Linked DNA regions of Homo sapiens: region 2 is linked to region 1. A link is an interaction called in ENCODE POLR2A ChIA-PET data of the cell type or tissue named here. Cell type or tissue: PC-3. All regions are shown on one strand. Links, peaks and the distances in the headings refer to the core of each region. The heading gives the core; the rest is flanking DNA.

The links. Peaks named below come from ENCODE experiments on the same cell type or tissue, not always from the same donor. Only the 100,000 strongest peaks of a DNase experiment are listed, where the experiment ranks them.
Region 2: POLR2A ChIA-PET joins it to region 1 with 5 read pairs; 2 of 35 experiments call an interaction of 5 or more read pairs at or near these places.

Annotation. Positions count from the first base shown.
Region 1 is chr13:101,744,772-101,749,180 of GRCh38, reverse strand. All of the region lies in intron 3 of FGF14 (fibroblast growth factor 14), which reads left to right. Among named protein-coding and RNA genes, the nearest start is that of FGF14, 170 kb to the left of the region's middle. In PC-3, for the core only: no CTCF peak of the experiment used is centred there; no DNase peak of the experiment used is centred there.
Region 2 is chr13:101,518,447-101,522,855 of GRCh38, reverse strand. The region is part of intron 2 of ITGBL1 (integrin subunit beta like 1); the gene reads right to left. Among named protein-coding and RNA genes, the nearest start is that of ITGBL1, 68 kb to the right of the region's middle. In PC-3, for the core only: no CTCF peak of the experiment used is centred there; a DNase peak (open chromatin) is centred at 1,965; H3K27ac peaks cover 798 bases.

The sequences.
Region 1 (4,409 bases), core at 305-4,304:
ACCAAACAACTTCCCTTTCCTCCTCTCCCTAGCCACCGGCAACCGCAATTCTAATTTGTTTCTATGAATTTAGCTACTTTAGTTACCTCATATAAGTGGATTTGTATAGTATTTGTCTTTTTGTGACTGACATATTTGACTTAGCGTAATGTTCTCAAGGTTCATTCATGTAACATGTATCAGAATTCTTCCTTTTAAAAACTAAATGATATCCCATTGTGTGTACCTACCAAGTTTTGTTTATTCATTCATCCATTGCTGGACATTTGGGTTGCTTCCACCTCTCAGATGTTGTGAATAATGCTGTTGTAAACATGGATGTGCAAGTATCTCTTCAACTCCCTGTTTTCAATTCTTTGGGACATATACTCAGAAGTGAAGTTGCTGGATTATATAGTAATTCTATTTTTTTTTTTTTTTTTTTTTTTTTTTTAGAAACCTCCATACTCTTTTCCTTAGTGGCTGCAAGATTTTATAATTCCACAAACAATGCACACAGACTCCAATTTCTCCACATACTTGACAGCACTTGTTATTTTTTGTTTTTTAATTTGTATAATTTAGGGGCTACTAGTACTGTTTTTCTTTGTTGCTGTTTTTTTACATGGCTGTATTGTATAGTGGTAAAGTATGGGCTTTTAGTGTACGTTGTACCCATTAAAGAATTTATCTGTCGTCCCCCTCCTATCCTCACCCCCTTTCAAGTCTCCAGTGTCTATTAATCCATACTGTATGTCCATGTGTACAGATTATTTAACTCCCACTTATAAGTGAGAACATGTGGTATTTGGCTCTATGCTTATGAGTTATTTCACTTAAGATAATGACCTCTAGTTCCATCCATGTTATTGCAAAATATATAATTTCATTCTTTTTTTATGGCTGGGTAGTATTCCATGGTGTGTGTGTGATACATATATATGTAACATCTTCTTTATCCAATCATCTGTTGATGGACACTTAGGTTGACTACCTATCTTTGCTATTTTGAGTAGTGTTGTTATACACATAAAAGTCCAGGTGTCTTTTTTTTATAGAATAATTTCTTTTCTTTTGGATATAGACCCAGTAGTGGGATTGCTGGATTGAATGTTAGTTCTATTTTTAGTTCTTTGAGATATCTCCGTACTGTTTTCCATAAATACTGTACTAAGTTAAATCCCCACCAACAATGTGTAAGCCTTTTCTTTTCCTCTGCATCCTCTCCGACACCTTCATTTTTTGACTTTATAATGATAATTATTCTTTCTGGTGCAAGATGATATCTCATTGTGGTTTTAATTTGCATTTCTCTTGATTAGTGATGTGAGCATTTTTTCATATGCTTCTTGGCCATTTGTATGTCTTCTTTTAAGAATTGTTCCTTTCCCCACTTTTTAATGTGGTGTTTTGTTGTTGCTGATGTTGTTGTTGTCTGAATTCCTTGTAGATTCTGCATGTTAATCTTTTGTTGGATGCATAGTTTGCAGATATTTTCTGCCATTGTACAGGTTTGTTCCCTCTGTAGCCATCCTAATGGGTGTGAGATGATATCTCATTGTGATTTTCATTTTTATTTTAATGATGATCAGCAATGTTGAGCATGTTTTCATGTTTGTTGGTCAGTAAGGTGAGTTTTTGTCGTTTTCTTCATCATCAGCCTCATGTAAGTGTCCTAGTCTACCTGCAGTCTTGTCTCATCCCTTAACAATTAGAAGGAGAGTCATCATTTAAAGAACTTGCCAAAAGTAATTAATTAGATCTGTTTGAATTTTTTAATTTTCAAAGTAGCATTTTGTAACTTTTCTTTCTGTCTAAATTTCCCAGTAAACTTCCTTGAGGGCAGGAAATTATATCTTTTTCACTGCTGAATCTCTGACACTTATTATAGAGCTTGCTAGTTAATGGGTACCTAATACTTGTTTGCTGGATGAATCACACAGTCTTGATGAAAGACATTTTTTCCCCAGCATCTATCATGTACTCATTAGCAGAGCTCAGTCGCTAAATTGCCTTTACCAGAGGCTATTCTGAGGCTTCTTTCTTTGGCAGGTACTCATCTATTTCTTATTTGGGGCTCATTATCTAATGGAGAAGAGCTTCATTGACAATGCTCAACATACCACTTTCCTGCCACAAAATGCCTTATACACCATAGAGACTTTAGTTACCAGGCAAACCTAGAGGCAAATATCATAGTTTAGACAGTCTACCCAGAATGAAGTATATTTTCCAATCTAATAATCTAATGTTTTCTGAGAGTCAAAAGGTGTAGAATGCTGTTTCTTGCTGTAACTATTGCTAGTTTCTGGAAATGAATACAATTAAGTTTCTAAAGTATACCAGAATTATGGCTAGAGAATGCGTTATGATAATTTTAAGGGGTTTCCCATGTGAATATCACATGATAGAAGGGACACCATTTTTCACATTGGACAACACTGACTGCTTAACATGTAAATAATCACTCAGGTTGAGTAAAGCACACTCCTGGCATTGATAAAGTGCCTTCTCATGCTCCTGCCTACCTACTGTTGATCATCACACAAACTCTACCAGGCACTTTATGCAGTTTGCCCTTCTCGCCTAAAATAAAGCAAGAGAAGGGAAAATAAGTAGCTTCATCTACTTACCTAATTACTTAGAGCAACAATTCTTAACTGCACTCTCTAGGAGTATATGAACATATTGAAATTGCATTCGACATTGCATGAGTACTAACATTTTTGGGGGGAAGCACCACTGAGCTAGAGTTTTCAGTATTTTCTAATAATAAATACTGTCAGTATATAAGATGACTGAGAAGCATGTGAATTGAGACTGAGAACAAGATAGAGAATATTGTCTGGTGATTTGGGGCATAGGTTTTCATCTCTACATGCCTTTTACATCATTACTTTTGAGAAGTTTCTGTTTGAACTCGGTAAACCTCTTAGCATAATCTAGGTTCTAACTGAATAGTTGTGAATTAGTGTCTAGACTCATAAAATGAAGAAATTGCACAAAACCAACTCATTAAGGTTCCAAATAATTAATCTCAGCCACATTTGAGAGGGTTGGGTTCAGAGGAGTCCAATGTGACAATGTTAAATATTTCTAATTGCAGGCCATTTAAAATTTCTGTAACATCTAAATACCATACATATTAACCATACATATTTATTTTCTTCCTCCATCTATCCTGCACATCTCCGCTGAATTGATCTGTTCTTTCTTTCTATCACATTCTTTCTAGGACACTATAAATGAATCAGTCTGAAACCTACCTCCTTTTCCACTTTTACCTCCATCTACAATCTTGCGAGCACTCTGCCCAAGCAAACTGTTTCCATCTTCATTCCCCTAAGTGTGTTCTCAACATTTCACCTCCATATGTAGGTTCTCACCATGAAACCCACCTACACTCCACTCTTCTCTCCATATAAGCTTTATTCTTCAAGACGTGGTCAAACCTACCTTCTTTGAAAAGTTCTTCCAAACCATCTACATTTAAAACAGTATCTACTAATGAGCTATCAAGCCATGAAAAGAGATGAAGGGAGCTTAAATGCATATTGCTAAGTTAAATAGACCTACTTGTAAAGACTACATACTGTATGATTTCAACTATATGACATTCTGGAAAAGGCAAAATTATGGAGACAGTAAAAAGATTACTGATTACCAGGGATTAAATTAGAAGGGAGGAATTGATGAATGTGTGGGACACAGATATTTTTTAGGCAATGAAATTGTTCTTTGTGATACTATAATAGTAATGCGTGACTTTATACATTTGACAAAACCCATAGAATGTACAGCACCCAAAGTGAACCCTAATGTAAAGTATGTACTTTGAGTGATGATAATGTGCCAATGTAGGTTCATTGATTGCAACAAGTATACCACTCTAGTGCAGGACGCTGATAATGGGGAGGAGTTAGGCATGGGGCAGTGGGTATATGGGAATTCTCTGTACTCTGCTCAATTTTTCTGTGAATTTAAAACTTCTCTATTAAATAAAACGTGTATATATATCCTTACTAAAGCACTCGCAGAATAAGTGTGCTATGTAGTTCACCCAGCCAACAAGAAAAGACATGAATAATCATTTAGTTACATTCTTATTATTTAAGTTCTTACATATTAATTTTCTCCCAAATAAAATGAACCCCTACAGAATCAGGAGCGGCATATGATTCTTTGTCATTTCTGCCATTCTAGTCATAATTCTGACCACATACTAGTGTTCAAACATTTATTTGATGTTTGGTGCCTTCTTTTTCTCACTACTGAAATATAAGGTCTTTGAGGGCAGGGGATCCAACTTATTTTGATTATTCATGAACCCCAAACACCTAGAAGAGAGTCTAGCACAAGGTAGCCACTCAATAAATGCTAACCGAATGAACATACACGCATGTGTTAATAAGTAAAATGAAATAAACTAT
Region 2 (4,409 bases), core at 135-4,134, 230 kb after region 1:
TGCGCTTGCTCTTTGTCACTTGTCTGCCTGGATCAAAACAATGTCTTCTTGTGTCTGGGTTTAAAGCTCCTCAAATCTGACTTGTCATCATTTTTATCAAAGGCAAATAACAAAGAGCCCTGACTTGTTCCTGGCACCTAGAACTGTATAAATGTGTTACAGTAGATACAGGCACATTGTAGACACTCAGTAAATATGTACTGACTGAGGAAACTTCTGTCAATGTCCCACATAATAGCCACATCGAATTTTTCTTAGAGTACTCTAAAATCTACTTGATAAGTCTCCCTTCTCCTAATCTTCCTACCTCCCACAAAGCAGTTCATGTTTATCTTCCTAAATCACGGTTCTGATCAAGGTATATTTCTTCTCAAAAGGCTTAAATGGCTCTTCACAGCTGAACTCAAATTTCTCTATGACATGTGTTAAGAATAACAGAAATCATAACCTCCAGGGCTGGCCCAATGGAGGGAGGGAATAGTAAGAGTATCTTTCTTCTTCTCCTTCTTGTAGTGTAGCTTTGTGGATGCAAAGTAACTAGTCTGTAAGGTCTTTATTAGTATAATATAGACATTTTTTAATGCTACATCTTTAGTTCATATACTATTATGAGCCAAATTGTGTCCCCCCAACATTCGTATGTTGAAGTCTTCACTTCCCATGTGACTGTAAGTAGAGACAAGGCCTTTTAGGAGATAATTAAAGTTAAATGACATCATAAGGATGGGGCCCTGATCTCATAGAGCTGGTGTTTTTATAAGAATAGGAAGACACCAGAGCACTCAATCTCTTTCTCTTCTCTTTGCTCTCTTCTCTCTCTCCCTCTTCCTCCCTCTCTCTTTCTCTCCCACTGTGAGCATAAAGACCATGTTGCCGTCACAGCAGAAGGTGGTGTCTGTTAGCCAAGGAGAGATGCCTCACCTAGAGCCAATCCTAACAGCATCTTGATCTTGAACCTGAGCCTCCAGGACTATGAGAAAATGAATTTCTGTTGCTGAAGACAAAAAGAAAAAAAAAAGCAAGAAAAGGAAAGGTAAGGAAAAAGAAAGAAAGGAAAAGAACTAGTCCAGAGGGACAGCTGTTGCAATTTTACTTGTGCGGATTGTAAATGGATACATCAGGAAAGGGGCAGGATGCTCTTCGGCACTCCTGTGGGAATCACACAGGGAACAAGGCCTTCTCCATGCTGCCAGGATGGAGAAGCAATCCTCTTCTGTCCAGGTCTTCGAGCTGGTTCGATGAGACTCCATGGCATCTTCTGTCCCCACCCATCACTCCTCTGACGTCATCTCCTCCCACCCTCCCTTCTCATTCCCTTGGGTCCAGATCCAGGCACACTGGTCTCTGTCTTGTTCCCTGGATACAAAAGTGAGGTCCTTTGGATTTGCAGGCCTTCCCTGGCAACCCAATTTAAAATTGCTTCTCATCGGCCCAAAAATCCCTGATCCTCCCTCCCATGTAATTTTTCTGTAGTATTTATCACCATCTAACCTACTTTATTTTTTACTTATTTTCTCACTTATTGTCTGTTTCCCATATTACAATGAAAGATGCATGTAAGCAGAGATTTTCGTCAGTTGTATCTGTTGCTATGTCCCTTGCTTCTAGAAAAATGCTTGGAAATGAATGAAGAAGTGAAATAATGAGTGAATAAAAGGATGAGGAATAACTTTCCAATATTATCTCAGAATCTATGCCCCAAACACAGCTCTTACATTAGCAAAGTTCTGTTCTTTCGAATCGACCCAGAGTTTGTAAATGTACTACATATTTTTCCATTCCAGCACTTTTTATCACTCTTTCACTTGGTAACCCTTTATTATTTTATTTCTGTCAAAATCCTGTCTCTCAGTCGGCATTCTGATCTAAGACAGGAATCAGCTACAAAAGGACGATGTTCAAGCCTTCTAAAGGATGTGGGTTAATACTGTATCATCCTGCTTGTGACTCATTACCACTTCCTTCTCAGGCCCTTGCCACCAATGGGTTTGAGTGGAAGCACATCTGGCCTCTAGTATGCTGCATTTCCACCTCCTTTAGGCCCCTTGGCTTTGTGATGGCCAGCAATCCTCTGGCTTCTCTCTTCTTGTTTTGCCGTCTCAGCAAATGACTTGCATTCCCAGCTTAAACTTGCTTTTCTTTCCTAGCATTTGCTAAATCCCTTGGTTCCAGCGAGGCAGCCTTGCAGGGTCCCACATCCTTCCAGCATTCCCCACGGAGTGAGCAGGGTGCCCTGAACAGAGCAGTGGTTATCCTTTAAAAGAACATGATTGGATTCCATCACCTCCATGGAACTATGGCAACAGTGAAAGATGGAAGCTGATACATGACTTGGCCATGCTGATACATACTTCCAAGGCCAGATGATTACTTCTTCAATTTTTATTCCCTAGGAATACTGGATTTTTCTCTATCATTGGCTACTATCACACTCATTTAAAAAACTGGGCCTGAAACTCTCTCATTGCAAGGTTAAACAAAATAAATGCTGCTCTCTAAAAAGCACTGCTAATAATTGGTTAAAAAAAGAGATGCAAAAAATAATTTCATCTGGAGTTTTGATCGTACTCAACCACTGATTCTAACATCTTATTTATTTTGTGTCAAAAAGTTATGAAGAAATCCCACAAAATTTATGTTTTTCATTGAATCTTAGAGTCTTTCATATTATTTTTTTATGGGAACTATGATAACACAGAAAGAGAAGTAGATGGAAAAGAAGACAGGAACTTGAGTACAAATTCTATGTGATCTGCAGCAAATCCCTCTCACTGGATTTTCGTTTTATTACTAGTAACACAAGGCTAATATTTCAACCCTAAACTCAAAAAGCATGTCGACATGCTCAAACATGAGCAGTTACCCCATACTAATAAATCACTATATACACACATGGCTTTATTGACAGGAAATATATTACTACATCAATGAGTAAATATCTGAATCTTTTTACCACATGAGACACTGATGTAGAAATGGGGACCTCCTTCTATCCCATTTGCTAAATGAATACAGCATTAGTGTCAGTATCACCATCATCATAATCATTATCATCACCAATGGATCATCATTTATAGCAGGAAGTCTACTTGATGCTTTACATATATTATCTAATTAGCTCAAAAAAATTACCATAATCAGGATCTGTTATTGTCTCATTAGTCCTAAAAATAATGATATAAGTAGGTGTTGTTATTTACTGTTTGCATTTAAGAAGGAAAAACGCATGCATTTACTCAGATTATTAAAAAGCGAATTTTATTTGTCTGATCCAAACTTTATATTTATTCTCTTTATTGGAAAGCAGGAAGAAGGGAAGACAGGCAGGCAGGCAGGCAGACAGGCAGGAAGGAAGGAGTGGTGGGAGTAAAGGGAGAGAGAGAAAGAAGCAGAGTAAGTGCAGATTAGCCTGCACTTGGCAGTACCGTAGCCAATAGCCACATATGACTACTTAGATTTAACCTAATTAAGATTTTAAAAATTAAAAATTCAGTTTTTAATTTGCACTACGCTTATTTCAAGTGCTCAATAGACAACCATACTGGGCATTGCAAATGAAGAACATTTTCATCACTGCATATAGCTGTATCAGGCAGCCCTGGGGTAGACTATGGTGCCCTTAGTGCAGTATTCTCATATCAAAAACATTTTTGCAGAGGCCCGGGTACTGTCTCTCACATCACCCCCAAAAAGGTTTATTTTCAAAATATTTCCAGGCTCCCCTTGATATTCCATTACGGATTTGAACATACGTATTTTTAATGCGTACCACTGACTTTATTTTTAAAGTTTAGTATCTATTAGAAAAAGGAGTATTTTCTGCATGTGGGTGTGCATGTATCTGTCTTTACAACAATTACTTTAAAACATCAAGAACTGCCTTCAACTTGTATGTCTAAGTATAATAGCTAAAAACATAGTGCAAGTCCTAACTGTGGTAACTAGCTGAGTAATTGGAAAAGTGATTTGAGCAGTTTCCTCAACTGTAAAGTGGAGATAAAATAGTAAATATCCCCATGAGATTATTGGATTAAGCAAGACAGTGTTTACAATGTACTAATATGGTCTCCAACACATAGTAAGAATGTAATTAATGTAAATTATTGTTACATTGATAAAAACATAAATGCCATTATATTTGAATTAGACTTTGTATGGCAGAATTACATTTTCTCAAGGCCAATATTATACATACCTGGGGGATCCCTGTCTAAGACAAACTGAAATGATATCCTCAGTAATGGTGCTAATCAATATACTGTTCTTTTTCTCCCCTTGAATTGGCTTTAAATGTTCACCAGGTAATTAATCCAAATCAATAATTAAGAAGATTCTGAATGACAGGAGCAATAACACTGATTAGATTAAGATAAATACTCTGGAGTAGGTATCAGTTGATACCATTTTAA